3 separate regions of the Mus musculus genome follow, and regions 2 and 3 are each linked to region 1. A link is a loop called in an ENCODE intact Hi-C map of the cell type or tissue named here. Cell type or tissue: heart. All regions are shown on one strand. Links, peaks and the distances in the headings refer to the core of each region. The heading gives the core; the rest is flanking DNA.

The links. Peaks named below come from ENCODE experiments on the same cell type or tissue, not always from the same donor. Only the 100,000 strongest peaks of a DNase experiment are listed, where the experiment ranks them.
Region 2: a loop joins it to region 1, with 2.5 times the contacts of the local background. A loop is called at or near these places in 3 of 42 quality-filtered maps.
Region 3: it touches region 1 in a loop (2.8-fold over the local background); 3 of 42 quality-filtered maps call a loop at or near these places.

Annotation. Positions count from the first base shown.
Region 1 is chr17:78,732,671-78,743,280 of GRCm38, reverse strand. Strn (striatin, calmodulin binding protein) reads left to right here and starts at 6,720. Exons shown (of 18, transcript NM_011500.3): 1 at 6,720-7,027. The coding sequence starts at 6,794. In heart, for the core only: a CTCF peak has its summit at 4,652; DNase peaks (open chromatin) are centred at 6,610 and 7,360; H3K4me3 peaks cover 2,979 bases; H3K27ac peaks cover 3,456 bases.
Region 2 is chr17:78,829,712-78,840,321 of GRCm38, reverse strand. It overlaps Heatr5b (HEAT repeat containing 5B), which reads left to right and starts at 4,941. Exons shown (of 36, transcript NM_001081179.1): 1 at 4,941-5,016; 2 at 6,079-6,226; 3 at 8,737-8,948; 4 at 9,655-9,763. The coding sequence starts at 6,101. It overlaps Gpatch11 (G patch domain containing 11), which reads right to left and starts at 4,806. Exons shown (of 10, transcript NM_181649.6): 1 at 4,644-4,806; 2 at 3,402-3,528; 3 at 2,420-2,491; 4 at 1,109-1,335; 5 at 203-244. The coding sequence starts at 2,478. In heart, for the core only: a CTCF peak has its summit at 4,056 (motif pointing left); a DNase peak (open chromatin) is centred at 4,881; H3K4me3 peaks cover 2,192 bases; H3K27ac peaks cover 1,399 bases.
Region 3 is chr17:78,931,834-78,942,443 of GRCm38, reverse strand. It overlaps Cebpz (CCAAT/enhancer binding protein zeta), which reads left to right and starts at 5,374. Exons shown (of 16, transcript NM_001024806.2): 1 at 5,374-5,569; 2 at 6,377-7,869; 3 at 10,103-10,334. The coding sequence starts at 5,414. Ndufaf7 (NADH:ubiquinone oxidoreductase complex assembly factor 7) reads right to left here and starts at 5,309. Exons shown (of 10, transcript NM_028611.3): 1 at 5,243-5,309; 2 at 4,790-4,953; 3 at 3,823-3,903; 4 at 2,739-2,849; 5 at 162-375. The coding sequence starts at 5,279. In heart, for the core only: no CTCF peak of the experiment used is centred there; a DNase peak (open chromatin) is centred at 5,313; H3K4me3 peaks cover 1,986 bases; H3K27ac peaks cover 1,453 bases.

The sequences.
Region 1 (10,610 bases), core at 846-8,845:
CCAGCACAGAGATTAGCCATGGCAGCCAGTCTCCTGTCTCCCACCTGTGGTGCTGGGACTTCTTTCATGTTTTCAATCTGGTTACATTCTTATACAAACATTGCAGCATTAATTTGGTCATTGTCTTCTACTAAGAACTGTATTTAAATTGCCTGGGGTGAATTGCATGTGCTAAATACAAATGCAGTTTGAACACACTCAGTGGATCCGTCACGTTTCTTGTTATGAGGTCATGTAAAACCGTGAGCAGGTTCAAACTGCTCCTGCCCTCCCGTGCTTGGTGCTCCGGGTCAGGCTGCAGAGGAAGACCTGGGGACGGAGGTATGGTATGGTAGATGATGGTAGAATGTCCCATTATAGAGACCGTCTGCAAGTCCCGTAACTCACACACAGTGAGCGGTGCTGTATGAAAGCTGCAGAGGTAAGGGCTGCTAGCACATGCAGGGTAGGCTCATGTCCGGAAAACCTAAGAACTAAAGCAAGAATGTGAAGCTAGACGTTCCAGCTTCAATCCTCCTCTTCTTTCCTCTTCTCCCTTCCCCTCTTCTCCTTCCCCTCCCTCCCTTTCCTCCTTCCCCACCCCAATCCTCCTCAGCCATCTTTGACCTTGTCTTTTTTTCTATTTTCTTTTTCTTTTTTTGGTATTGTTAAGCCCTGTTTTTCCCCCCTTCTCTCTTGTATATTTATACAAAATAATGTACAAAAAAAAAACCCCAACTGTGCTATATTTGCATTATTTTGAGGACTGACTTACTAGATCTGAGGACCACCAGGTGAGGGAAGATTGGCTATTTTCTGCTGAGAGCAGCTGTACCTGCTGGAAAAGAGTGCATCCCAGTTGTACAGCTGGCAGAAATAGCCACACACACACACACACACACACACACACACACACACACACACACACACACACACACACACACACCAATCCAGAATTGGAAGGCTCACCAGTGACCCTAATCTGGAGGCTGGGAGATAGAAGTTTCTGATCTGGATCTTGGTATGGAAATCTTGAGGCATAGTGGCTATAGATTCCAGAAGATTAAGACAGGGAGATCTCCGAGTTCAAGGTCATCTGGGATTAAAGGTGTGGTGGCACACACCTTTAATCTGGGCTACACCTTCTGCTGGAGACTGTATTAAGGACACTGGAAGAAGGGAGTCTAGCTCTCACTCCTTCACTTGCTTGCCGTGTGGAACTGAGTAACTGCTAGATCCTTGGACTTCCATTCACATCTACTACTGAACCATTGTTGGGAATTGGACTGCAGACTGTAAGTCACCAATAAATCCCTTTACTATATAGAGACTATCCATAAATTCTGTGACTCTAGAGAACCCTGACTAATACAGGGCTAGAGAGTAGGCTCTGTGGTTAAGAGCTCTCACTCCTGCAGAAGACCTTGGTTTGGTTCCTAGCACCCACATGGTGGCTCACAACCATCTATAACTCCAGTTCTGAGGGATCTAATACTTTCTTCTGGCCTCTATGGACACACATGTGGTGCATGCAGGCAAAACATTCACACAAAAGATAAAAATAAACTTAAAAAAATATGATCAAGACCTAATCTGTTTGCTTAGGTAAATTCCGAAGTTGGTCACCACTAATATTCTAAGAGAAGGCTTGCTACAGCTTCAGAACTGGGTAATCCTTTCAGGCTGTCTATGTTTGATATTTGATTTAGGTAATCTTATATAGCCTTGAAGTATTTACTTATATACTTATAATCCATCAAAAAATAAAAATTAATTCTAATTTAATGATACATTTTAAAAATGGAGATGAAACTGTATTCTTAAAAAAGATCTTTTTTGGCCAGACAGTGGTGGCACATGCCTTTAATCCCAGAGCTTGGGAGGGAGAGAGGTGGATCTTGGTGAGTTTGAGGCTAGCCTGGTCTACAGAGCAAATCCAAGACAGTCAGGTCTATACAGAGAAACCCTGTGTCAAATAACAGCAACAATAACAATAATGAAAATTCTTTTATCGTGAAGTATCAAAAAGTGACCAGTAAAATAAAATAGATAATGTGTTTGCTTTGTCTTCCAAGATTCAAAATGATCGCTATTGTAGCGCCCTTTTAGATTATCTAAAAAAGTTACACATGAAAATTTAAAGTTAAACTTATTAAATAAAATGTGCATGTGAGTGCAGGTGTTAATTCTCCATGGACCTGGAGTTACAGGTGGTTGTGAGACTCCTGATGTGCCTGCTGGGACTTGAACTGAGGTCCACTGGAAGACTAGTAAGTGTTCTTCATTCTAGTACAGGGGAATGCCAGGGCCAGGAAGCAGGAGTGGGTGGGCTGGGGAGCAGGGCTAGGGGAGGGTATAGGGGGCTTTGGGGTTAGCATTTGAAATGGAAATGGAAATATCTAAAAAAAAATGTTCAAAAAAAAGTGTTCCTCATTGCTGAGCCATCTCTCCAGCCCCAAATGATCATTTTAAAGCTAAAATAAGTCAACCTCCTAGCTTCAAATTTCTCCCCAAATAATAGTAACTGCAGTAATAACTAATAAGGCCAAGTCCCTATCCTATCACAGATTCGCAATGCGGATTTAATTGTTGGACTCCAAGGGAATTTTCACATGATAGGATTCCTTCATTCTCAATGTGCACGATATGTTTCCACAACACAGCTGTGACCAGACATCTCCGGCAGAGCATCTGAGGAGTCTGAGGGAAGCTGGATGCAGGAAAAAGCTGCCTGATAGAGAACAGGCAGGAAGGAAAAGGGGGCAGAGATGAGAGACAGGACAGACGTGAATAAACAATGGGCGATGGCAAGTTCCTGTTCCCCAAAGCGCTTTTAGTCCCTTTGGAGGCTTCTTTCCACCCAAGCCATTTCCTTCAAAACTCTGAAAGAGCCATCAGGTTCAATTTGAAGCCTTTCTCGGAAACTCAAATAACCTGTTATTTTGCACAGCTTGGGAAAAAGAGCCACTCATTTTTAATGAAAAACGGGGGAAAAAATATCAGACGAATTGTCATTTTATAGGAATGTAATGCTAGTCCTACAAAGCATACATGGAGAAGTGGAACGTAGCACACACACATTGTTATCTGAGAACCCTGCTAGCAGGTCCCCCTTTCACCTTACGCTGACTTAGAAGTCACCACCTCAACGGTTGCTCTGTGTGCTCAGAAAAGAAGCTATTGGCCCTGCCACTTGGGCTTTATTGGATAATGAAGATATTGGAACATCAACAACACCATGAGTTTTGTTTGAGGCTTAGAGGTTAGCTTAAGCATCAGTCTTGTTGGTTTTAGGATTTAACTCTTACTGAAGTCCTGGAGTGGGAGTGAAGAAGGCAAAAGGGAAATTAATTATGGCATTGACCAGGGCCTTAAGTGTGTGTGTGTGTGTGTGTGTGTGTGTGTGTGTGTGTGTGTGTGTGTACAAATTTCATTTAGTCTTGTGAACTATATTATAAAAAGTTATGATTATTTAGTATATACCATAGGTAGGTATTATGGTAAACATTTAAATTCATTCTCCTATATGACCTCACACTGATTTTGTAAGACATGTGTTATGCTTTAATAAAGTTGACAGTCCTGCCTTCCATCCCCAGGAACCCACACACTAAAGGGAGAGAACTTACTCCATAAGTTATTCTCTGACCTCCACTCATGAGCAGCAAACACACACACACACACACACACACACACACACACACACACACATGTTTTAGAATCTAGCTCATATAGTAATACAGGATTCAGGGTCCTTATTAAAACAAAGAACCTTAAAACTTTAAAAAATGTACTGAGTTTTGTTAAACTACCAACAAAATATTACCACATGCAGATCTTTTAAAGTAAGTTTAATATCCTATTTTACTATAACTCTTAATATTTTGACTTATTGAATGTTATGTCCATGATATGAACCATCAATGCTATTTTGATTGTAAAGATGTACTCAAAAGCAAAGAAATTATTTGATAATAAAGTTTAAATAAGAATGAAAATGATTCTCTAGTATGTATCCATAGTAGTCCAGGATGTTGATACTTTTGGGAAGTATGTGAGTGTAGCATGTGTATGTGTGTGTGCATGTCTGAAATCCATGAGTGTAGCATGTGTATGTGTGTGTGCATGTCTGAAATCCATGAGTGTAGCATGTGTATGTGTGTGTGCATGTCTGAAATCCATTAGTGTAGCATGTATATGTGTGTGTGTGTGTGTCTGTCTGAAATCCATGAGTATTCCTTGATTAATCCCCAGCTCTATTTTATTTTTGTTTGTTTGTTTTTAAATAGAGTCAGGAATCTCTCACTGAACCTAGAGTTCATCTGTTTGGCCAGACTGGCTAGTCACTTATATCCATAAATTTACCTGTCTCTACTTTATATCCTGCCATCTCCCATTACTGAATTACAGGTCATTGCCTGCACCTCGCTTTTATGTGTGTGCTGTGGATTCAAACCCAGTTTCCCATGCTTAGATGGCAAGTACCTTATTGACTGAATCATCTACCCTGCCTTATTATCTATGCATTTAATTATGTTTTATAGTCTTTTGTGAATCAGTTTAAAGCCATTGTCTTGTCTGACATGTCTTCTGTTAGAGGAAAAAAACAGATTGTTTAACACCCAAGCTTATAAAAATTACTTAAATCGCTCAGATGAAAAAGTTCCAATCTTAGCCAGGTGGTGGCACACACTTCTTTAATCCTAGCACTTGGGAGATAGAGGCAGGTAGATCTCTGAGTTGGAGGCCAGCCTGGTCTTACAGAGCAAGTCCCAGGACAGCCAGGGCTACACAGAGAAACCCTGTCTCAAAAATCCAAGAAACAAAAAACAGAAAGAAAAGGATAGGGAAAAAAAAAAGAAAGGAAAAAAATTCTATTTATGTTTTCTTGGTTCTGATAGATATAAGAGTAGTCAGCATGTTTTTAATTAATTAAAATTAAATCAGATAGATAGAGAAATATATAACTAGCCCTGGCTGTCCTAGAACTCATGCTGTAGACCAGGCTGGTCTCAAACTCAGAAATCTGTTTCCCTCTGCTTGTCTCTTGTCTCTGGGCTGTGCCACCATGTCCAGCTTAATTTTTTTAAGGTTACTGGGCTAACAGGCAGGTAATCTGGGTGCTAGTTTTGGTAGTCATCTGTCATTCAAGGTCTCATTGAGGACAGTCTCAATTTCTTGAGCTGTGAATGAATCAGGCTGGATCTCAAAGAACATTTAGAGCCAAACTAATTTATGACACAAGGAATTTGGCCAGGCCTGGATCAACTTTTTATGATAATAAAGAATGAATTCACAAAGCAGAAACATTCAGTAACTGAGCAGAGGGCTTTGCCATCGCTCTTTGCAACCCGAGCAGAGACAATGTGTTTCCTGTCCTTTTCACAAGTTGCCATGGGAAGACCAGGGAACAGAGAGGACAGGGACAGGATGCCCTTCCCTTGCAAGTCACTCATCAGCTTGTATCTTGACTCTCTTTTTTTCTTTTTTCATGTCCACCAGATCAAAACAAAATTACAATTTTTTTTTGTTGGAGTGACAGATAAATAATTACTTAATTTCGTTTTCATTTCTTAAATGTTCTTCAGGCACATTCCTTTCTCCAGTTGGTGTAGTGTAAATTTATAATGATAATAGTTATCAGGGTACTCAGAGAGGGAAAACACTGGCAAACCACTTAGAAGGAAAGGATTTTAGTGTGCCTTTGGTGTAAAGATCAATTGCCCAAGAAATTAGGAAAGCGACAAGTGGGAAGGGGAGGTTCCCGGGTTCAGGAGTGCAATAGAGCAAAAAGGGACTTTGTTCCTTCTGATTGTAGCCCTTAGGGCTCTGTGACTCTATATGTATGTCAACCTCCTTTTGATGACAAGAACTGTGACATCTATCTTTATATTCCTGGCACGGAATATTACTGACAATAAAATACTTGTTCAAGCGAATTGAGTGAAAACTGCCGCAAAGATGGGGGGAAAAATGAGATTGGACAGGCAGCACTTCTTTATTACTGGAGATCTAAAACTTTGGCAGAATTTACAAGCAGGATTAGCACAGAGAAAGGGACTTTTAATACTAATATTTCAGACCAAGTGTTAAACTGGAAATTAGAAAAAGCCCTCATGGCAAATGTCGAACCTTAGCAGAAAGAGAGAAGACCAGAGTTCCTCCTCCTAAGGGAAAACTGGTCTGTTAACAAGCACTGAGCCCCTCTGGGGATGAATGGTAGGCTCGATGGCAAGCCGTGGTCCAGGGGTGTCGAGGCTTTGATGAACCCCGAAAAGGGCGACGAGGGGGCAGACGACCGGATGGCTTGCCCAGCGCCTATTTCTTAACAAAACGACCAGGAAGCCCTAAACTAAGTGGAGCTAGGGCTGGTACTTGGCGTGATAACTTCCGCGTGCGAATATGCAACAGGGAGCGCCGCTCGCGAACTTCCGCATGAAGGGAGCCTGCGGCGGCGCGACCCGAGGGGCATCGGCTGGCCGCACTGCCGAAGAGGAAACCCGCGGAGCCGTCAGGGGAGGGCGTGGCGAGGAAAGGGCGTGGCTTCGGTCCGGCCTCCGAGAGGCGCAGGCCTACAGGCAAGCGGGGTTCGCCACGCCCCGGGACTACATTTCCCGGCAAGCCCCGCGGGCCGCAGTTGACCCACTTCCCGGCCCGTCACGGGCTCGCCCGGCCCCCGCGCCCGGGCGGCTGCTCCCTGCTGACTGGGGTGTGGGCGGGGAGCGGCGGAGGGAGGAGGCAGAGCTGGCCGCCGCAGTTTGCCGCCGCTGCTGGGCGCCTAGGCAGAGAGCTCCCCGGGGTTCGTGCGGCCGCCATGGACGAGCAGGCGGGGCCCGGCGTCTTCTTCAGCAACAACCACCCGGGAGCTGGCGGTGCTAAGGGGCTCGGGCCTCTGGCGGAGGCTGCAGCGGCCGGAGACGGAGCGGCTGCGGCGGGGGCGGCCCGAGCTCAGTACAGCCTCCCGGGGATCTTGCACTTCCTGCAGCACGAATGGGCCCGCTTCGAGGTGGAGAGAGCCCAGTGGGAGGTGGAGCGGGCGGAGCTGCAGGTAAAGACCCTCCCGGCCTGGCGGTCCTCATCCCGCCTCTTCTCTCTCTTCAGCCCCGCCCCAGACCCTTCGCCCCCTCCCCCAGCCCGCTCGCGCCCCCTCCCCCTTGCCTTGCGCCCATCACTTCCAGAATCTCATCCCCCTTCCTCCAGTCACCTTTGACTTTTTTTTGCTGATCCCACTTCCTTGAGCCTGTTTTCCCACTCCTTCTGATCCATTTACCCTCCCGGCGGCTGTTTTCCCCACTCTCAACTCCGGTGCTTATTCCTACTGGTTTGCCATGCCACATTTTGGGGTTGTCTGTCCCTTTCGGTTTACTGATTGGGTTGACAGTAGTTTTGAGAGACTCCGAGCAGATCATCCTGGCTCAACCTGACGCACCCTAGGTCTAGAGACGTTCCTCGCAGAAGGGTTTGGCAGTTGTCTATCGCTCACTCTGCAAGGAAGGTGACCAGAGAAAGCAACACAAGTTGTATCAGTGAGGCCTTGGCTTTCCTCGAGAAACTGATGTTACTAGCAGTGTCAGCTCCAGTTTTATGTCTGAAAATGTTTCCCTGTCTGCCCTTTGACCCCATCCCGCATTCGCGTTTGGGTTAGACTCATAGGTTTCAGTGAAGGATTTGATTGATGGGAGTCAGAAAATGGGCAGAGGTGGGACATCTTTTCACAGAATCTCAAACTTCCCAAGAGTTGATTTGTATGTCCAGAGCTTAAAAGGAACTAAAGGGGCTTCAGGGCTACGTTGCCCCCTTGCATAACCTGCCAGATAAAGCATGCTTATCTGAGAGGAGCTCTTGTGCGCCAGAGAAGCATGAAAGGTTGGTAACTCACTGGTCACTCTGAGTTGGTAAGTAGGTTTACTGTGACTGTTTATAAAACTTCCAACACATACACTAATTTCCAGAGGAACTCAAAGAGCTGTGAATTGTGCCTCTCTGTTTTATGGGCTAAATCTGTATGCTTATGAAATTTGAGTACAGTTTTAGTTTGTTTGCGAAGCACTCGAAGTGTGTTTCTTTTTTGGTTTTTGGTGGTTTTTTTTTTTTTTGGCACAAAATATGAAGAGAAAGAAACACTGAAGAGACTCGCTTGTAGAAGCGTACTGCTTTGAGAGATTGATGTGGCCACAGAAGGAGCAAACAGGCAAGGTTATGGTAAATAAGTCTCTGATAAAGGCTGGGCTTGAGTCCGGCTCTGTGACCTTGAGGGGATTCTGTGACCTCTCTGGGCTTCAGTTTCAACCCTTACTTATTCAGCACAGGTTCAGGGCTCAGTGAATGCCTGCCTTGTGTATCCAGACTCCGATTAACGAAACCTGCCCCCCTCATGGAGTTTCTGTTTTAATGAGAAGGCGGACAGTCAGTGGATAGAGCTGTGTGAACTAGCCCACGGTTATGTCTATCTCCGATGAAACTTAGGAATACAGGAGTGTAACCAACTTCGGGGCGGTGGGTAGGGCAATTGAATGAAGTCAGGTAGTGGCCTGTATGGTTTCTTACGTTTCTGCAGTTACATGGCTTGTATTCTTTGCTGACTTTCTCATCCCTACTGTTAGGTATGAGTCTATTTGATATTTGTAAGTCTTCCTGTGGTGACTGATCTTGTACTCAACCCAGTGACTTGAGAGTACGCAGAAATGGTCAGACATTTACCTGTCGTTACTGGCAACGCATTCTGTAAATGTGCTTATGGAGTTCAGGTCCAAGGGACTACTGCATGAGAGCTAACTCCATGCATGGTTGCTGCAAGTGATTTTTGTTTGTTTCTGTTTAAATTTTAGCATATTTTATAGTTTAGGGACTATAAAACAAATGACTCTAATCTGGTTAAAAACAAGCAATAAAATAATGTTTGCCTGAGCCGCGCATGGTGGCGCATGCCTTTAATCCCAGCACTTGGGAGGCAGAGGCAGGCGAATTTCTGAGTTCGAGGCCAGCCTGGTCTACAAAGTGAGTTCCAGGACAGCCAGGGCTACACAGAGAAACCCTGTCTCAAAAAAACCAAAAAAAAAAAAAAAAAAAAGTTTGCCTTCCTATGTGTAGATGTATGAGGATCTACAGACTAGCCTATGTTCATTCATTCTATTCTCTGAGGCTTAGAGTTTACAATTTATGTGTACATTTAACTAGTCTTTAATTTTTATACACACATCCAAATTAACTTCAGGTAAGTTTCATATTTTTCTTTACGATAAGGACACTACTTAATTTTAAAATCTTTTGATTTATGTTCCAGAGAAAGTTAGAAAAAAAATCATAGACTATTTTGTAAATATAATAAATACTATTATTATTGCAGGGTTTATATGTATGGTCTCTGTATCATTAACAGAATGAAAAAATTTAAAAACCTTGTACTTTAAATCAACATTAAATTTGATTCTCCCTTTCTGTGCCATTAGGCTTTTCCTGGGGTTGGGGGACAATGTAAAGTAAAAGAGATAAATGAGTTGTGATGACACATGCCTCTGTCCTTTTAATTTTTAAATCTCTTCTGAAGCCGTTAACACCAAAGTCAACAGAAGTGCCTTTAAGGTTCAGTCTCATTTGTCCCTACAGGAACCTGTCAATCCCGCTCTTTCAAGTTGTCAGGGCTGAGTTGTGAAAGGCAACCCAAGTTCTCATCTGTCTGGGCAGCCTGTGTCACTTCCTCCCTCCTTTAGATAATGGGAGTGAGAAGGGAGTCACAGCATATAAAAGCATTTAAAAAAAAATCTTTTTTCCTCCTTTCTCTTGTTAGTTAATAGACCATCCCCCCCACCAACCGTGAGAATTGGTGATTCAGGAGGGAATAGAGAATAGGGAATATCAAGGTATTGCTGAGTTTTGTGTTTGAGAAAGGAATTGAAAGAATACTAATAATATTTGAGAGGTTTTCTTTTTTTTTTTTTTTTTCATGTATGAGTCGTCGTGCCTGAGACCCCAGAGAAGTTTGCATCCTAATCAGTATGGTGGTGGGTAGGAGACTCAGACCCATTTGAGGGAGAGATTGACTTTCTTAGAACAGCGTGAGAAGATTTGGCAGCAAATGTGGAGGGTTATGAAGTAATCAAAACCCGAAGCTTAGTCATTTTAAAGTTACTTACAGGAGGGCCAACATGTAAAGAAAATCAAGTAACCCTAGGTTTTGATGATGATGATGTGTGTGTGTGTGTGTGTGTGTGTGTGTGTGTGTGTGTGTGTGGAAGTGTCTACATGGGAGCGGTAGAATTGTTTAGATCAACTAGTAGAAGACATGTGCTATAGAGACTCTGGGCTGGAGTGCTTATGAATCTAGATTTTGGCACTAATGATTTGTATCTCATTTAGCAAATATTTTTCAAGTACAGACTTCATGCCAGGTCCTGTTTTAGGCATGGAGAAGATATAAGATCTTATCTCATGAAATTTAAATGATAGGGTCAGATAAACAGTGATGAATACTTGCTACATTGCAAAGTATTGCATGCCCTGGTAAAGTCTAGGGGTAGGAAGTAAGTCACCACAGACCCAGAGCTATTGAGCCGAAACCTTCCAAGGCCGTACCTGAGGTCCAGAAAGAGTTAAACCAGCCAGGAGAAGGGAGGATGCTTAGAATATCACCA
Region 2 (10,610 bases), core at 1,447-9,446, 96 kb before region 1:
CCCAGTTCCCCCATATATTTTATGATTTATATACTACTTCCATTTCATCAAAATTTACTTGAAAGAGATTTAAAAGTTTAATATTTTACTATTTCACGGGCTTCGGGTGATATCAATTATAAGGGCAACTATCATATAACATACTAAGCAAAACAATCTAAGTTATGGTTATAATATAATAAAAAATGACTTGATTATATACCTGTTTTGACATTGAGAGGAATTGGTTCAACAATACCATCTCCTAAAAAAGGAGGAAAAATTAGAAATAGTTTATTTATCACGAAGTTCGGGTCAGTCAGTAGAGTGTGTAACATTACAATGCTCTCTGAATCCCCCTGCCAGTCTCATGAAACTGTAAACTGAATTCTGGAAACTAATACTCTTTGTCAACTAACACACTATAAACTAATACCTCTCCTGTGTTTAAGTACCTCCTTCTCAGTAAGATCATTATCTATCTATCTATCTATCTATCTATCTATCTATCTATCTATCTATCTTCAAGATAGGGTCTCACTGTGTAGTTCTGGCTGTCCTGGAACTCACTAGGTAGCCCAGGATGGCCTTGAACTCACAGACGTCCATCTGCCTCTGCCTCCCCTGTGGACTTATGCCATTTTAAAAAGTGACAATCACAGGCACAACAGTCTTGGCTGACAGAAATCTCAAGAGACAACAGACGTCCCATGTGAGAAATCAAAGCGATTAAAATAGAAAAAAGCAAACTGAAGCCATCATTTCTAGCTGCTGCATCTGAGAAAGCAGTTTCATTTCCTAGAGGGAAGCATGGCTTCTTCAATGGGAAGGCCACTCAGCTCGCTGCCATAGGTACAGGGCAGGCTGGGCAGAGTCCTGCCATGCTCTCCGAAGTTGCTGTGTTGCTGGCTGGCTTCCCTACCCACCACGTGCCACCATTCCTCACAGCCTCTGCTGTCAGCCAGTTTCTTCAAGGCTGTGGTGGGAGGCTAAGCAGTGCATGTTGGCATGGGAGGCATCCTAAATGGACATGAGAAGACATCTCTGAAAGGGCTGTTAGCACCACAAATCCTAAGTACCGCCAACTTAGGTGTCCGTCAGTACCAAGTCAGCTCTGCACACGACTCACCGCTCTTGCCTAGAGCCTGCCCACTCTTGTATCCCATCTTTTGGAGCAGAGCGAACCCTTTGTTTTCACAGCCGAGTGCATTCTTCAACCCGATGTCACGTCTTTCCCGCTCTTCTTCTTTTACGCTCTTCTGCCTGTTTCTCAGATTAGCTTGCTGTTGCTTTTCTTCTTTCCGACGGGCTTCTCGGATCTGCCTCAGCATCGGCACACCGGGTCTGACATCTTCTCTGAAAAAGAGCGGAATGCTCTTGTAGGTGAGTTCCCGACATTTGCTCCCCGTTTGCAGCAGAGCAATGAAGGGCAGTTACAAGCTGTGGGAAACTGAAGGCAGTATAAAGTTGAGAATGTTAGAATTACTTTGGAGTAATTCTTTCTAAGAGGTAAATAACAATAAACAGTAAAGCTGAATAAAGGCTGGACAGGAGAATAAGATTCCACACAGAGAGGAGCCAAACAGTGATACGAGACAGAAGAGGGCACCCAAGGCGAATCAAGAGCAGAAGTAACATGGTTAGCCCTCAGAGAAATGAGAAAACACCTCTTATCTGTGGATGGACACAGGGCATTTTCCAGGAAACAGGAAGACTGACTTTTTGTTTATCTGTTTGCAGTCAGGGTTTCTCTATGAAGCCTTGGATGTCCTGAAACCCTTTCTGTAAAACAGGCTGACTCCAATTCAATGGGATGGCCCACCAGCTCCTACCTGCCAAGTGCTGGGATCAAAGGTGTGCGCCGCCATGCCTGGCAGGAAGGTTGGTTTTAATGTCATATTTAAAAAACAAACAAACAAACAAAAAACCCCAATGTCCTGGAATAGCAAGATGGCTCACCAGGTAAACAGGTTTGCCGGGTTAGCCTGAGCACCTGACTTTGGTTCTCAGAATCCATGTGGAGGGAAGAAGTGGCTCCCAAAAGTTGTTTTCCAATCTCCACAGGGGTGCAGTGCCCTTCCCACAATGATGAACTAAAGTTTAAAAATTAAAATATATATTAAAAAATATCCTGTGCTAGGGCAGTAGTCCCGTTGTCAGGGTACTTGTCTAGCATGCATAAAGCCCTGAGTGTGATCCCCAAAACTGCAAAACCCAGACATTGTGGCACATAGCCTTTGCTGTAGTCTCAGCCCTTAGGAGGTAGAGGCAGGAGGATGAGCTGCCCAGTGAGCTGGAGAACTGCCTAAGCTCCATGTACCCCTAGCTTTAAACAAACAGACATGACCACCACCTCTACCCAACCAATGTCCTTATTTCATTCTATTTGTGTCTTTTGGATATCCAGACACCATCAAATTAGATATACCCATTTACTCACTGAACATTAATGAAGGAATCCGACATATAGTCCTCCTCTTCTGTCATGCTCTCCTTCATCTGACAACACTACCTGCAAATCAAGTAGGACCAAGGGTGAGAGCGATCATCCTCGTCATAATTTTAGTTTATCAATACAGAAATCGACCATGGAGAGTGGCAATGCTTCACTATGCTCCCTTGTATGCAAAGATGGAGAATCTTAGCACCCTATGTCTTAGCAACAGAGAGGCTGCCAACCCAACAAAGGCCAACTGGGAATGGTGTGGGTTTTAGAAACCTCAAAGGTTTCTAAACTGACACACCTCCTCCAACAATGCTTTCCAAAAAGTACTATGAGCCAACTGTAAGCCATTCTAATCAAAGTCACCAGACCACCAGAGACAAATACTCTTGTTTTATCCTTTTTTTTTTTTTTTCTCTCTCCCTGAGATCAGGTCACCCGCCACCTCAGGCTGGCATGGAACTCACCATGTAGTCCACGCTAGCCTTGAACCTGTGATTCTCCAGTTATGAGACAAACCCTCATATAATCGTGTAGTATTCTCCAAGATGACCTGCTCCTAGTCAATTTTGTTGAGCAGTTTGTGTAATAGTTTTTAATAGGATATATTAGAGTGACTTTGTTTTTGGCTTTTCTGGAGGCAGGGTTTCTCTATGTAGTCTCAGCTATCCTGGAGCTCACTTTGTAGATCAGGCTGACCTTGAACTCATAGAGATCCACCTGCCTCTGCCTCTTGAGTGCCACCTGCGCCTGGCTTAGGGTGACTTTTTGGTCACACTATACAGTGCACTCTACAGTTGGTAGTATGAATGAATTGAGTGAAGTCAGTGGTCATATATGAGAACACTCAAGAAGCTCTGTAGAGATGGCCACGTGGGAGGATCCGAGGCACAAATGAGTGAGCCAACTAAGTGCGCCTCTTAGAAGATTAGTCAAGCCCGAGATGAATCAGACTGACCTGCAGTCTCCTAGTACTCACCTAGCTTAGGAGCAGCCCAGTAGATAAGAAGTATTAGTTCCACTTTCCAGCAGGGAAAACTGAGGCTCAATGTGGCTAAATAATTGGTTCACAACCACAAAGAATACAAGTCTTGGTGATCTTGTTCCTGAAACGGAACGAGGTTGTAATTGCTGAGATGGGTGTTGAATCCAGGGCCTCATACAAGCAAGGAATGTGCTTTATAACTGAGCTAAATCTCTAATTCAAACTAGATTATTTTTAAGGGAAGCATTTAACTCCACAGACATGGTGGCCCTCTGGTGTGATTTCAGCACCCAGCAGTTCGAGGACAGTATGATCTACCTGTGTAAAAATACACACACACACACTTACAAAAGTACAAGGGATTACATGTTACTTTTAAAGCTCTGCCTTTTATAGTTATTCCATCTTTTACATATAATTTTCACATAAAATCACACTGAAACTTCACAGCTGGGGGCACTGTAGATTCATTAAATGATACGGTTTGAGGAAGTTAATTACCAATAGTGAGGACATTATGTTAGGAAGTGGAATAAGGGGGCTGGAGAGATGGCTCAGAGGTTAAAAGAACTGTCTGCTCTTCTAGAGGTCCTGAGTTCAATTACATGGTGGCTTTATAACTATTTATAATGAAATCTGGTGCCCTCTTTGGGCCTGTAGGCATACATGCAGGCAGAACGCTATATAATAAATAAATCTTAAAAAAAAAAAAAAGGAAGGAAGAAGGAAAGAAAGAAAAAGAGAGAGAGAGAAAAGAATAAGGAATTGGGTCTTAAAATGTGAAGGTTCCCCTCCTATGAGGACAACATACACTAGCATTATCCACTTCCTTCAAATATAAGAATAAACTCCACAAGTCGATAGATAACCCAGGTAGGGATGCTGGTGGCCTGACCCCTCACTTAAGAGTCACAACAGCGAAGTGGTCAGGATTCTGGGTCTGAGGGGGTAAATCACGCAGCATCTGTTGATGGTTGGAGGTGGTGTGTGTCAAAGAGCCAGAGCAAGTTTAGGTGAAGCGCTTTGCCTGTTCCGAAATAATGGAGCAACCACTTTCTCAACAGGACGATTATAGGTGCTGCTAGCGTATTTCAGTATTGAGCACCGAGTTTGAAGCAGAGCTACAGAACACACAGAGCTGGGCTAACTCTCCTGTGGGTGCCTCGGGCATCGCAGGCTCTTTCTTCCCTCCCGCTCTCCTCCCTCCTGCACCCTCCCACCAAAACGACCACTTACGGATGGGGCGTAGCTGACGCTGTGATAGGCAGTCACAGCCAACTTGCACCGACCTCTGTCATTCTCCTGAGCGCCCGCACACCCTGAAGCCGGAGCTTTACTGCCCGGAACCAGCTCCGCGGAGGTCGCGCTGCGCATGCGCCGTGCAATTGGCGCAGGACCCACAAACATCCCACTCGTCCCCGACAGCCGATTCGCTTCGAAACTTGGGGTGGGCGGGGCTAAGAGGACGTGGGGGCGGGCCGGTCCGCAGGACCTGTGTCTCGCGCATGCGTCGTCTCCCGGCTTCCTGAGGGCCGGAGTTTGGGAGGCGGGGCATCCGGGTCCCTCGGCAGAGCGGAGCTTGGCTGCTCGGCTCGGACTAGACCAGGAGGTGAGGCGGTCTCGCGCGCTGTCAGAGCCTGCAGGCTGTGACATCCCTGGGTCCCAGGACATTTTCCGAGGGCTGAGGAGGGAATTCGAGTTTTGAGGCCGGGGATCCTCAGCCTCGGGGTTGACAGCTCGAGGACTCCTACGACGGGAGGCTGACATCCCAGGGCGGCCCGGGGACCCCGGTTTGCGTTTCCAGCAGACTCTCAGTTGTCGGGGTCTTCGGAGCGGCCCGGTGCATCCAGACCCGGAGCACTGCATTCCCGGGGCGAGGGGTTGTCCCGGGCGCCCCTGCCGCAGTGTCCCCGTGGGGCCCGCCTCCGCCGATCAGAACCCTACGGTCACTCTTCTGGGTCCCGGTGGCGAGGGACGGGTGGCGGAGAAAGCTCCCCAGACGCCTGAGCTCGGTGCTTCGGGGTTCTCAGGGTAGAATGAGTTAATAGCCTGTGTTCTAACAGGGAAACAACCGCCCCGGAATAGTGCCTTTTTTGCAGTATTTACATTTTCCTTTCATTCCATTCTTATCGCCAGTTTTTTCTTTCTTTCTTTCTTTCTTTCTTTCTTTCTTTCTTTCTTTCTTTCTTTCTTTCTTTCTTTCTTTCTTTCTTTCTTTCTTTCTTTCTTTCTTTCTTTCTTTCTTTTAAATCATTGTCCTTTCAAAGTTAGTTCTCTAATGAGAAATGAAACCACGCTTTCTTTCCCTAGCTTAGTGGTTGCATTTATGAAACTTGACATTTAATATTTAAGAAATCCTTACATGTAAGGGCTGGAGAAAGGAATCCGTGATTAAGAATACTTGTTGCTTTTGACAAGGACCTGGGTTTGATTTCCAGCGCCCACAAGATGACTCACAACCATCTGTAACTCCAGTTCTAGGGGGAGCCAACACCCTGTATATATATATATGTGTGTGTGTGTGTGTGTGTGTGTGTGTGTGTGTGTGTGTGTATGTATGTATGTATGTATGTGTATACATACATTTGGGCAAAACACTCCTACACATAAATTAAAAATTCCTTAGAATATATTTTACTCTTTTTTTAAAAAACGAATCTGTTCATTTAAGGTGTGAATTAAGAACATCAATAATGGAGCTAGCTCACAGTTTATTGCTAAATGAGGAAGCTTTGGCTCAGATCACGGAGGCAAAGAGACCCGTGTTCATCTTTGAATGGTTGAGATTTCTTGATAAAGTCCTAGTTGCTGCCAACAAGGTAAGCATTGCCCACCTCACCATAGGTTGATATAAAGAAAATTGAAGGCATTGTGTTTTGAAAATGTTATGAGTCTTTCATCTAAGGAATTGGAGGATGTTATACTATGGGAATTTCTACCTTATCCTTCTCTTAGTCAGCAATAAAACCCAAACCTTGTCTACGTCCTGCTTGTTGCATGCTTCATATCTGTCTAGGCAGCGCAGTGTGACTGGATTAAAACATCACTTATAATCATCAGTGCCTGAAAGGTCTCTGTGATAAGAGATTTTTTTTCTTTGCCTTTTACTTCCTACACAGCCTCTTTAATCCAAGCTTGTTTTGTACATGTTTTCTTTATTTTGTTAGTAGTAGATGCTTTCCTCAAGTGAGAAGATGTAAGAGTGAATCCTAAAAGGTTTTCTGGAAACGGTGAATTTTACAAACTGAATGTCACAATGAGCTAGTCCTGACCTTCATCCTAGTATGCTTCTCTAGGCCAATTGTTCCCTAGAAGATGTCTTCTTACTCTGTTGTCTGAGGTGAATGTGGGGAATTGTGTGGGAATCAGGATAGGGAGCCTCAAGACTTTTACATTCATTATGTAAACATTCACTTAATTCCTATTTCAGTACAGTGACCTCAGCCCACAGTTGTGCCTGATCCTTCTTGTTCAAAGATGTCCTGTCTCTCCCCCCCCCCCCCAGAAAGCAAGCCTTTAGCTTTCTTCTAGAATGAAGGAAAGGAGGGTAGAAGATTTTGTTCGTTTCTTGGCTTTGATTTTACTTTGATCGTTTTATTAGTTATTCCTGGCTGGCCTGCCGCTCACTGTGTATCCCAGACTGGCTTCAAACATCCAGCCGTCCTGCATTAGCTGCCTGAGTGCCGAAATGCTGGGCATGACAGGTGTACTCCAGTCTAGCCTCGGGCAGTCAACTAGGAAGTCCTTCTGTTTCTAGGTGCAGATTGATTCTTGACTGAAAGACTGGGAATCCATTTTAGGTTTCCCCCTTGGCTTTCAGGTTTCGTCCAGGTTCTTTTCCTGTTGTTGTGGCCGTTGTACACTCGTGCTATGTGCTGTTGTTGCTGCTGCCTGTTAAAATCATGTTAATTGCTAGAAAGACAGTAATAGAAAGACACGGATACCCTGGTAACCTTTAACTAGATTTTTTTTTGTCTCTTAAATCTTCTGTAATTAGGCATTTGTTATTTCCCTTCCAAAGGAAAGTTCACAGTCATTCCCAGCTATGTGATGAATTCAAGGCTAGTGTGAGATCCATTCATATCCTCTCTCCCTCTCTCTCTCTCTCTCCCCCTTTCCTCTTCTCCCTCTTTCTCCCTCCACCCTCCTTTCCTTTCCACACATATGCAAACATCTCTGAGTTAATGCATTTAAACCAATTTATTGATTTCAAATCTATCCTTTGCCAACCCCCTAAAGTCATTCCCTTCCCTTATATCATGTTGATTAGCAACTGTCAAGAGAGTTACCCACAAGCATATCTAGAATTCATTTACTTCCCATCATCTGCCTCTTCAGTGTCTCTCATCTGGGTTATTGTAATAGTTTTCTAATTGCTCACCATAGCATATATATATATATACATATATATATATATGTATGTGTATGTATATATGTACATATATAGCATCCATAGTTTGAATGGTCAAAATGAATTGGGCAGAATATTTAGAATACAACCCTTCTCTGCTTGTCACTCGGCATACATTTCATGTTCTTCAGTGTATCTGTACCATCGTCTGTTTTCTTATGACTTCATCTTTGACTATTTCTCTCTTACTCCATCCAGCTCACCTAACCTCGCTGTCCTCAGATGTGTGACTCTTACTTCATCTGCAAAGCCTTTGCACATCTTGTTCCGGCTCCTGGGATGTTCTTTTAGCTACCATTTCACCTTAGAGAGAGATGTTTTCTCATACCGCTCACGTACTTATATTCTGCCCCCCACCCAGAATGTAAATGTCATGAGGATAAGGACTTTGTCTGTTTTGTGCACTGTTGATCCCAAAGCCTTAGGTACATGGCATGTAGGAACTGCATGGTATTTCTTAAGTAAATGGGTGATATTGACTAGATATTGACTATGCATAAATCTTGGAATTATGTTCTGTTGCTTATATCTCTTCAAATTTTCTCTGGTTTCTTTTGCTAACCCATAACTCTATGGACAAGTGCATCTGCTTTGATAGGGGAAATCTTAGAAATCAGTCATCTATATGTCTACTATGTGATTTAACTTACTAGGGTGGTCTGGAAACTTTAGGCTCATACACTTATCACTTTAGTTATAATCTAACTTAGACATGGAAGGGAATGAGGATTGAATATAGGAAAGACTGGATCATTTCTTACTGAGGTTTTCATTTTTGTAAAAGTTTTCTTTTGTGAGTTACGCTTAATGAATACAGATTTTAATTGTTAGAGCACTATATGTATTATTTATTATTTTACTAGAAAACAATAAGGGTAACAAAGGAAAAATTATGGTCTTTTTCTTTTCTAATAACAGACAGATGTAAAAGAAAAACAGAAAAAACTTGTTGAACAATTAACTGGATTAATAAGCAGCTCACCTGGACCACCTACTCGAAAATTGTTAGCTAAAAACCTTGCAGCCCTTTATAGCATTGGGGATACTTACACAGTTTTTCAAACACTAGATAAATGTAATGACATTATCAGAAGTAAGGACGACACTGCAGCCTACTTACCAACAAAATTGTAAGTACACTTTTACAGGAACCCTGGCATTCTCTTTAGTTTTTTTTTTTTCCAGTAGTTTAGGGACTCCATATCATAAAGACCCCACCCATGTGGTGGAACCTGAACTATAGTACTGACAGGAAGTTCTAACTCAGTCTCAGGAGGGGGTTGAACTTCCTCATGCCTTTCACCACTAGTCTAAGGACACAGCTGGGAGACTGGTATGGTGTGAGCTGTGGTGTAAGGAGCATTTCAATCAATTCGGATGGAAATCTTGTCCTTGCCTCAGAGGGAAAGAGAAGAGTTATTGAGGGAAGGGGGCAGGAATGCGCAAAGTCCAGTCCACTTTAACTATTCAGCCAGCTAAAGAGGTGAGGTGATTGCGGAGTCCAGACCTGCCTGCGCGTTGAGCTGCTTTCACACTAGATGGACAAACTTAAGTAGCTGAGGCAGAGACCGCTTTGCTTACAAGTTTACTAGCAGCTAGGTTACGTTGATCCTAAAATGCTAAAGAGAAATACAAATTATTTTTTTAAAATCAGAAAGGTATAATGAATTGTATTTAAAATGGTTGTACCTTTATGTGTGCGTGTGTTCTATGTTGTGCATATGGAGGTCAGAGGACACTTGGTGGGAGGTGGTTCTCTCTACCGTGTGGGTCCTGGAAATAGAGCTCTACCCACTGAGCCATTTGTGTAAGTGAGCAGCAAGACTGTTTTTCCAGGGCAGCAGTGGCTTGTGTTGGAGCCTTCTATGAGAAGATGGGAAGGATGTTGGGCAGTGCATTTCCAGAAACAGTGAACAATCTGTTGAAATCTCTGAAAAGTGCAGAGGTGAGTTTTACAGCAAGAGTTTAGTGCCTTGCCCATTGCACGTTGAAGGTGTTTTGTCCTGTTGCTATGATCCTTGCTCTGTTGCTATGAAAGTAATTTCAGATGATCACATCTCCTTAATTTTGGGAGGGGGTACCATTGTTTTTTAAACAAGTAGGTTTACTTGTTAGTTTTTGCAGAATTCTGTTTTTCTGTCGACACTGCTTGTGTCGTAGCTAATATATCACTTTCACATGTTTGCCTCAATCCATTGCTGTACACTGTGCAGATGTTGCTAGCTCATAGCTGGCACACCTACAGGTTAAGTGTCACAGGGCCATGCTTCTCTCACAGGCTCTTCTTTCCTGCATTTGGTGATTGTCACAATGCTGGCTTTTCCCCGGGGTGGACTAGCCACTCCAGTGTGGCATCATCTTTATTTGTTTTCATCTGTAACTACCTTGTTTATAGTCAGATTCACAAGTAACAGGTTTTAAGACTCAACATTTATTTCTGAAGACGACAGAATTCAAAACTCACAATGGTATCAAGTGAATTCTTTTGTCCTGTCAGTTTCACTATAGTTTCTATGTCAACTTCAGATGAATGGTATGTAGAGTAAGCTCAAGACTCAGATATAATTCTTGGGGGGCACTTGGAACTAAATTTAGGGTGTAGCACACATTCATTCACTGAGCCATGCCCCCAGCGTGCAACCTCAGTTTTCTGTTCAGAAGAACTGACTTCTCAGATGATATTAATATTTATCCTTACATTTCAGAGCCTTCGTAGAATTCTTGATTCAGGGCTTCTCCGTAGTCTCTCTGTTTGGAGATAAGCTAGTTAGGTTGGAGAATTGTACCTCTGT
Region 3 (10,610 bases), core at 1,571-9,570, 200 kb before region 1:
TATTATTGTGTTCTTTGCTGAAAAAAAAGGAATCAGCTATTCTCTGCAGGTAAGGGACTTGGAAGTGGTAACTATGAAAGTGTAATAAAAAGCTGGTCGGCTGTCACAGCTGTGGAGCGCTCTGACCAACGGTCTGCCTTTTAATCAATGTGAAGTTATACCTTCAGGAACATCCTTCAGGTCTCGGTACCAGGAGACTGGAATCCCAGACTTTGTGACACCTTTCATGTACACCAGGGATTCAGCGTCTCTCTCCAATGGGACCTTCTCCTCAGCCAGTGTCAGTGCTTGGATCTCACTTAGTTTCTGGCTCACCTCTACAAGGTGTATTGAGATGGCACAGGTCTTTAGCACAGACCCAAGCTGACTGAACACCTAAAATAAAAAAAATAAATAAAAAAATAAAAAAGGAAAGAAGCCTCTGTCTCAGTTACTGTTCTGTTGCTGTGGAGACGCAGTGGCCAAGACAACTTAGAAAGAAAGCAATAACCAGCGCTTCATTAGTTTCAGAAGGTGTGTCCTTGGCCATTACAGTGGGGAGAATGGCAGCAGGCAGGCAGACATGAAGCTGGTACAGTGGAGAATGGCAGCAGGCAGGCAGACATGAGGCTGTCCCTGTGGCTGAGACCTTACATCTCATCCATAAGTTGGAGGCAGAGAGTGGGAATGGGCCTGGTGTAGGCTTTGGAAACCGTTAAGCCCATCCCCAGTGATATATCTCCTCTAACAAGGTCATTTCCTAATCTTTTCCAAAACAGTTCTACCTAAGAGAGACCAAGCATACCAAGGTATGAGCCCACGAGGGCCAAACCACCACACACCAGCAAACACACTGTGTCAAGTAAAAGGGGTTTCTGACTGCTCAGCACAACTGTTGAGTTGAAACACAACAAAGATTGACCCCTGACCCAGGTCATTCTCCAGTAACATGTAAGAACCATGTCTATTAGAGGTTAATAAGCACCATCTATGTAAGAAATAAACTACAAGATGGCTTCCGAGTAACAATTGACTATTAAAAATAAGAAGATTTAGCATCCACACAGTGTTTCAGATCAAGTACTCGGAAAAAAAAGTCCAAGAAAATAAAATACAGGGTTGATCTAATAAAACCTGGTGTCTATTAAGACTCTCTGGGGACAAGATGAAACAGTATCCTCTGAGCCAAATTAAATGGCACTGGTGGCTTGACTGAGCCTGGGAGTAAAACACATTTTCAATTTTTCCTTCACTGTACAACAGTTTTTACTGTATGGAAAAATACAGGGGAAAAGGAAATACACTTCTTCCCAGCCTATAGCAGCTCAGGGCCCGCTTGCCACACGTTGCTTCCTCTACTTTTGGGAGTATGCAGATACAGACTAATCGTCTGACCTAGATTTTTTTTCTTCTTTTTTCTTTTGGTTTTGAAATCAAACTGTATATGAAAAAAACCTTGAAACAACAACTCCAGGTCAAATTTAAACAACAAAAGATCAAATTCAAACAACAAAAGGTCAAGTTTAAAATAGCTATTATAGGGGGCTGGAGGGAGGCCTCAGAGGTTAAGAGCACTGACTGATCTGCCTGAGGTTCTGAGTTCAGTTCCCAGCAACCACATGGTGGCTCACAACCATCTGTAATGGAATCTGATGCCCTCTTCTGGTGTGTCTGAGGACAGAGACACATACATAAAATAAATAAATAAATAAATCTTTTTTTAAAAAGTAAAATAAGTTAGCTATTCTATTTGGGATGCTTTGAAGCCCTTCAGGGGACTGGAATTAAAAGTATGCACTGCCACACCTAGCTAAGACAATACTATTTAAAAACTTCATTAAAATGTTTCATATTCAAATGGCTGTCAATTTTAAAAATATATAAAATAGAGCCCTGGAAACTTCATGAGTGGGATTTTTTTTGTATTTAAAATATAATCAGGATTCTTACTTGTCATTAAAAAAAAGAAAAGACTTGCTAGGTGGTGGTGGCGCACGCCTTTAATCCCAGCACTTGGGAGGCAGAGGCAGGCGATTTCTGAGTTCGAGGCCAGCCTGGTCTACAGAGTGAGTTCCAGGACAGCCAGGGCTATACAAAGAAACCCTGTCTCAAAAAAACAAAACAAAACAAAACAAACAAACAAACAAAAACCCTCTTCAATTCCTAATTTAAAAAAAAAATTTATCAAAAAAAATAAATCTATAATGATTCTATTTTTACACTAAATTGCCAAAAAACATACAAGTTGCCTTCAAAAATATTGATGAGTTTCAAAACAGCAAAAGCTTAAAGTTTAATAAATATTACTACATATCCCTTTAAAATATTTTTACAGAGTTCTAGGCAAAATGACAGGAAAGAGCAATAAAAGAATACCCCCCACTAGGACTCAGAGATGCTTGGTTGGTAAAGAGCCTGCTGTGCAAGCCTGAGACCTGAGCTTGTCCCTGGCACCTTGTCCTGCTGGCACACACCTTTCATCCCCACCCTGGGAAAGCAGAGGCAGGAGAAGGATGGAGCTTTCTAGCGAGTCAGCACATTTCCAACTCAATGAGAGATCCTGTCTCAAAGAGTAAGGTAAAAACCAATAGCAGAAGTCACCAGTGTCAGCCTCTGGCCTCCACATTACTCTGACATTGGATTTTAGTTGACAGATATATAAGAATTAGAAAGTAGGACTGAAAACCCAGATTAATAAAATTTGAAAACTAGTTCAAAAACAGAAAGAGGGATGTAAGAGAGGTTCTTTTAATACTTACCCTCAAAATATCTGCTGTGAGGGTGCCCCGACCAGGGCCAAGTTCCACCAGCTGGAATGCTGGGCTTTTTCCAGAGGCTATCCATTCACTAACAAACCACACCCCTAGTAGCTATGACAAGAAAAAAAACATTAAAGTGTTATACCATAAAACTCAATGTAAATACATACTTTATACCAAAAAGCAAAACATTTACAAATAATCCAATATAGGTCATTGGACATACATAGATCTATACAGATGCACACACACACACACACACACACACACACAGAGATCTGAATGCACTGGAACTTCACTGGGATTGTCAGGACATAGACTGCATAGGAAGCTCACTCTCAGGGTGAAGGGTGCTAAGCCCCATGGCACAAATAAGCAATCACTTATACAAAGGTACCAGACTTTGGGAACAAAAGGACGCAGAACAATTATGCCACTTCTTCTTACTCATGATTTCCAGTGTTACACAACCCTTAAATATAATTTACTTTCTCAAGCCTAGATTTCACTTGTTTATGTACTATTTCCTATTTTTAAGTCATCAAAGGCACTTTTAGGGAAGTAAATGAGCCACAACCCTGTTTCTTCCAGGGAGACCGCCACCGTGATCTGATTAAGTCAGAGCTGGCAGTTAGCTCACTTGCTTCTCTCTCTCTCCCCATTCAATCACATTGTTCATGGTTTTCCTCTTCTCAAACCTTTTCTATCTTCCGTTGTCCTTCACATGTTTCCACCTTTTTCTTTTCTTTCTTTTTTTTTTTTTTCTTTTTTTGGTTTTTCGAGACAGGGTTTTTCTGTGTAGCCCTGGCTGTCCTGGAACTCACTTTGTAGACCAGGCTGGCCTTGAACTCAGAAATCTGCCTGCCTCTGCCTCCCAAGTGCTGGGATTAAAGGCATGTGCTACCACTGCCCGGATTCCTCTTCTTTTTCTATAGTGAAATCTGAGTTTTTCAAGTGTTCTAAGTTTTAAATATTTGATGACTCACACACACACACACCATAAAACACTATTACACATGAGCATCGCTTGCTCTGCCCTCAGTATCTATAACATTTCTTTTAAGGTCTACATGTTGGTTATTACCTCCCCGAAGATTTGGCTTATTTCAGGTGAAGTAATAAAGTCTCCTTTTTCTCCTAGCATATCCTGATGCACATAATATCCCTGAGTAAAAGAGGAGAAATGGAAAAGATTAATTTTCAAATAAAGCTTTCAAAAGTGCTCCACCAAAATTTTATGGAATGCTTACAGTGAAGTAAGTATTTACCAAGAAAGTTCTCTCTTCTGAAGTAACCAAGATAAGGACAGAGTCTTTACCTAAATTTTACATAGTAGTAGTCATTTTGCAAAACTCACCAAACAGCAATTACTCAAGTAGAAGGGCTGCAGACAAGATCATCTCTCTACTCCTTGCCCTCTCCCACTCTTCCATACCAATGCAAAGTCTCACTTTCTTCTCATTTTAGTTCTCCCTGGCATCCATTCAGTCTATTCAAACAGTGTCTTCACTGACTTCTCTCTCCAAAGACTCCCAACCCAAAACTAAATCCAGTGCTTTTTTTTTTTTTTAAATAAGACAACAATTACGTTTCTTACAAGGCTTAATTATCTGGGGAGAAGACTTTGTCTTAACTTCATATCCCAAGTTTTACCATAATGCTTAACCTTCAAGAAAGACTCAAAGCTTTCTTTTAGCCAGGCAGGTGAAGACCACCTAGAATCCCAGCACTCAGGAGGGTAAATAAGAAGATGCTGCAAGTTCAAGGTCAACCTCATACATACAGCGTTTCCCTTATACAAACAGCAGAAATCCACAACCCCGGTTAGAAAATCAGCATTCCTTTAACTCAGGAAAATTAAATTACATTCTGTCACCTAAACTCCGCAGGAATTTGTCATGACCTCTTTTTTGGCACTGCCCTTTAACGCAAATGACAGATAAGACTATATTCCAAGGACTTCGGCGGTGGCTCAACACCTGATGGCTCTAGAGGCCTTCGGGCTCCTCTGTGTACACACACTGGGTGGTTCACGCTCCCCCTACGTTTACCTTGGCTGGGTTAGTCAAAACCTCCTTCATGTACTCGGCCACAGTGATGGGACCTGTAGACTTTATTTTGTACATAAGATGCCGCAGCATCGGTGTCACCTGGTTGCTTTCTGCCGGCTCATTCCCGGAGCTGTAGCATTTCCCTCTCCAAATACAGGGAAGGCCTGAAAAGCACGATTAAGCACCGCCCGCATTAGATATCTCCATTTCATTTACACGCGCAGCAAGCAGCCTAAAGCTTGTAAGGATGCCTCGTTCATCACTAACTTCGCCCCAACGTCAGGACCCGATGGAGGCAAGGCATGCACCGAACCCATGACTACAAGCCCCTCCACACAGCTAAGCCTCTCTGTGGACCAGCTTCCTGCTCCAGCCCCAGGTGAGCAACGGAGGGACCAAGGAGCCGCGCCATACGGTTTCCATGGAAACAGGATCCTGCAAGGGGACTCTCACCCGCGCGGGCCACGCAGCGTCTCACCAAAGCATTCATTCCTACACCCCGAGGCCAGGCTCCGCCCCGGAGGCGGGGTTTAAACGGTATTTCCTGAATCGCCCTCGCAATAGGAAGTGCGTCACCGTAAAGCGGAAGTAAGCTCCGGGCTGCACTCGCGTGTCCAGCCCGCCATGTCGGCCGACCAGGAACCTGTGGCGTTCCTTGCCAAGCAGCCCTGGCGTCCCAAACAGGTGACAGAAGATCCGGATGAGGAAGACGAGGAGGATGGCGATGAGGGCAAGAATGGCTTCTCCCTGGAGGAGGTGTTACGCCTCGGAGGCACAAAGGTAAGGGCCGCAGGCTCTGGGGAAGGGGATGCTCACGGCTGCCGGGAAGGTGGGACCCGCAGCCCAGCCTCCGACCTGCTCTGAGAGCTTCCCACGCATTTACTGTTACCGCGCTTCAGTGGGAAAAAAAACAGTTCGGCTTGCATGTTTTCTCCTGGGTTTATGCCTCGTTAAAATGTAGGCGATCGGATTCTAACCACGTGGGCAAATGTTTTGAACACGACCGTATGTGTAATCTACATCTGCTAGGTTAAAAGGTTGGATTGAAGTCGCTAAAAGAACCTGCCAGTTTACATTAGCCTTTTATGAAAGTGCCTCTTCCTCCCTACACTACCTCATAAAGTACTTTCTATTATTGGAAGGAGTGTTGTATGTTTGTTGGTACACTCGTGTGGAAGTCAGAGGACAACTTTGGAATCGATTCTCTCTTTTATGTGACTTCCGAGGATCGGACCTAAATCACCAGGCTCCTTGGCATAGACTTGACCCACTGAGCCATCCCCTGCCCACTCAGATAAACCTTTAACCTTGCTCACCTGATGCATTACGAGTGCCTAGATCATTGCGATTTTCACTGGATTTTGTGACTGTCAGCTTGAGAATCTTTTCATATCTTGAAGAAGGTTCTTCAAAAGCCTTTTCCCTATTGTGTACCTATCTTTGGCACATTTTCCTGTTGGATATCTGTGAGTTTGCCAGATAATAGTGTAATAATTCATATGTGATGGTTTTTAAAAATGAAGTTCTTACTGAATTTCTGGGTTTGTAATACGGCCTTTTTTTTTTTTTTTTAATGTGTTTCTACAGCAAGATTACCTTATGCTGGCTACTTTGGATGAAAATGAGGAAGTGGTGGATGGGGGCAAAAAGGGAACCATTGACGACCTTCAACAAGGTGAACTGGAGTCATTTATTCAGAATCTGAATTTGGCCAAATACTCAAAGTCTTTGATTGAAGAAGATGAACCAGAGAAAAAGGAAAACACCAGCAAAAAAGAAGCAAAACTACTGAAGGTGGAGAATAAAAAACAAAAAGCAACAGAAGGAAAAAAGACATCGGAAAAGAAGGTGAAAAATAAGACTGTACCAGAACAGCGTCCTGAGAGCTGTCCCGTCTCCAAAGCAAAGAAAGATAAACAACCCGATGTGTTTGAATTTCTAGAGAGACAAACAATGTTACTCAGGCCTGGAGGCAAGTGGTACGACATGGAGTACAGCGGTGAGTATTCCTTGGAGCTGCAGCCTCCAGATGTCGTGTCCAAGTACAAAGCCCTGGCCCAGAAGCTGTATGAGCACGAAGTCAGCTTATTCAAGAGTAAGACAAACAATCAAAAGGGAGGCTCTTCCACCTGGATGAAGGCCATCGTGTCATCAGGGACACTAGCTGACAGGATGGCGGCCATGATCCTTCTAATCCAGGATGATGCTGTCCACACTCTGCAGTTTGTAGAAACCCTGATGAGCCTTGTGAAAAAGAAGGGCAGCAAGCAGCAGTGCCTCATGGCGTTGGACACGTTCAAGGAGTTGCTCATCACAGACCTTCTGCCAGACAGTCGGAAGCTCCGGGTTTTCAGCCAGCATCCTTTCCACAAACTGGAAGAGTTGTCCAGTGGCAACAAGGACTCGAGAGATAGAAGACTGATACTGTGGTATTATGAACACCAATTGAAACACTTGGTAGCAGAATTCGTCCAGGTCCTCGAGACTTTAAGTCATGATTCCTTGGTAACCACTAAAACGCGGGCCCTGGTAGCTGCCCATGAGCTGCTCTGTGATAAACCCGAGGAGGAAAAGGCTCTTCTTGTGCAGGTGATAAATAAGCTGGGAGATCCTCAGAACAGAATTGCTACGAAAGCCTCCCATCTGTTAGAAGTGTTACTTCGGAAGCATCCCAATATGAAAGGAGTTGTGTGTGCAGAAATAGAAAGGCTACTCTTCCGCTCAAATATCAGCCCCAAAGCTCAGTATTATGCAATTTGCTTTCTAAACCAAATGGTCCTCTCCCATGAAGAAAGTGAGTTGGCTAACAAATTAATTACTCTTTATTTTTGTTTCTTTCGGACTTGTATCAAGAAAAAAGACATTGAATCAAAAATGCTCAGTGCGATTTTAACAGGGGTGAACAGAGCATACCCTTACTCCCAGATAGGTGACGACAAAGTGAGGGAGCAGGTGGACACTTTATTCAAAGTGTTGCATGTTGTAAATTTTAATACGAGTGTGCAGGCTTTAATGCTACTTTTCCAAGTAATGAATTCTCAACAGACAATATCTGACCGATATTACACAGCTTTATACAGGTAAGTGCATGAATGTGGTGGAAACTTTGCTGTGGTATAGCATATATAGCATAGGGTAAAAGGTTGTGTGTGTGTGTGTGTGTGTATACACATACATACATATAGGTATGCATATATATGTACCTATATGTATACATACATACTCATATTTCACATAGGCACCCTCAGTAACTGAGTATTCACCAACTTTGAGCACGTAACACTTTGACACTTTGCTACATTTGTTTTAAGTCTTACTAGAGAGTCAGGAACTAGAACCAGAGGTGGAATTGAAATTCCGTTTCCCCAATACACTCAGTCTAAATCTCCCTCCAGTTCTTCACACAGCTGCTGAGTAATTCTTTCAACAAGTGATTTTTTTTTTTTTTTTTTTTTTTTTTTAGTGCTTGTATCTGCTGCCCATGTACTGGGCGTGTAAGATATGGCACCACCAACAGACATCCCAGCCCTGCAGATCCTTACTGGAAGTATGCTAAAGAGTGCGTGTTAGGAGTTCCAGATTTCAGGCTTTGGTTTGGTTGTATTATGCTTTTTCTGCCTTTAAGCTTTGTTTGTTGAATCACACAGCTGTCCTGTATCTCGCCGAGGCAGATAGTGCTGCAGTGGAAGCACGTTGGGTCTGCCTTACATATGCTGTGTTGAGGAACTTTTCTATTTTCTATTTTGCTTTTTTATTTTTGAGACAGGTTCGCACCGTTTAGCCTCGACTGCTCTAGCTCTGAAACCCATAGAGACCCGCCCGTCTCTGACGTCTGAGCGCTAGAATTAAAGGCCTGTTCTATCACTAATTTGTTTTTATTTTTTATTTATTTTTTTTACAGTTGCACATCTGTATCTAACTTATGAAGGAAAATGTAAAGTAGTTTAGACTTAAGCCACACTTACCATGATCTGAATCCCAGGCAGTAGTTTGCCATGTGCAAATTGGATAAATTATTTAACTATCAGTAAAACCCTACTGGAAACTTGACGAAGCTCATTTTTCTTACTGTATTTTATTAGTAAAATGCAGGCCCGTGCATCCACCTTTAGTCCACATTAGGAAGCACCTGCTGCGCTCCAGCAGTGAATGACAGACAGACAACTGGAACCTTACAGAGCAGTGCTTAGGGCCAGTGAGACGGCCCAGGGCATAAAGGGGTTTACTGACAAGATTGCCAACTTGTGTTTAGTCCCCAAGACCTACATAGTGGAGAGAAAGAACAAACTCTGAGTTGTCCTCTCCAACTTGCTTATCTCCTTCCATAGGCATACACCACACACACACATACACACACCACACACATACACACACATTTTCCAAGAAAACTGTATAAGGGAAAAGCTTTATTTGGGATAATTACTGAAGGCTTTCGTCAGTGCCTGATTGGACCCCTCATTTAGGAAAACAGCACATGGAGGAAGCTTATAATAGAACAGTCTGATTCCTTTGACCCTTGGGAGAAAAGGCAGGGAAACTGAGGACTCTGAGTTTAGGGAACTGCAGAGCATAAACAGAGAGAACATCAGAAGAACTGAACCTATTTTAGGAGCTGTGGACATGCAGAGAACATTCTGGACTGGGACGGTGGGTATGAGGGAGTGCATGCTTAGTCCATTGGGTCACATCTGAAGGACTCAGAATTTCCGTTTTAACTACTCATAGGTGGTCTACACTAGAGCCGTGTTGGGGGTGGGGAGGCTGCCCCGCTCACCTCAAGAGTAAAGAAAGGCAGACACTTGGGTCATTTCATCTGTGCTGCATAGGACAGAGGTTATTTCATCTTGCTTCCTAGGGCTCGGTCTTTATTTTGTTAACAGCTCACTGTGTAGCCCTGGCTAGCCTTGAATTTGCTATGGAAATCAGGCTGACTGAACTTGAGAGCTGCTGCCTCTGCCTTCCAAGAACTGGTTAAAAGCAGATTGAGTAGGTGTCAGCTTTTGTTAATTGGCGTGTGTGTAACCTTTCACGAGGGGTCTGTATCACTATTTAAAAAAAAAATGAGAAAAAAGTCACAAAAAAGTGGCTCTTAACTGATGATGTCTTTCCTTTGTACCAGTGTGTTCTTTCTCTCGGGGGTCATTGATTCTCACAATATCTGATAAGACAGAAGTAGTTGCTTATTGTAACATATGCAGGAAAGGTGTCCCTAAGATGAGGTTGTTGTAATTGGTTGTGGAGTCTGTAAACTGTGACTCCTGGATGTGAGGATGACTTTAGGAATGAACACTTGACCTTGATTTCATTTGACAGAAAGATGTTGGATCCAGGCCTGACGACATGTTCCAAGCAAGCGATGTTTCTCAACCTGATCTACAAATCTTTGAAAGCTGACATCATGCTGCGCCGGGTGAAGGCGTTTGTGAAGAGGTTGCTTCAGGTCACCTGCACACAGATGCCGCCATTCATTTGTGGAGCGTTGTATCTTGTGTCTGAGATCCTTAAAGCAAAACCAGATTTAAGAAGCCAACTAGATGATCATCCGGTGTGTTCTCTACTGCTTCTTGACCTTAGTGGGTGCTGGTGTGCTGGGTGGGGGCTTTTGTGTGTATGTTTTTCTTTGCTTTACCGGTGGTAAGTTAGTTTCTCTGGAATGTGACTCTAGAGTTGGAAGGAGCCAGACTTCACTGCCGGGTGTACAGCTAAATAGATGGGCAGCTTGCTCAACTTTTCCATCTATTACATAAGAAACTGCATTACATTAGAAATTGCAGTCATATAAGGGAGTTATAGGTGATTATAGAATGAGTAGACCCTTTCC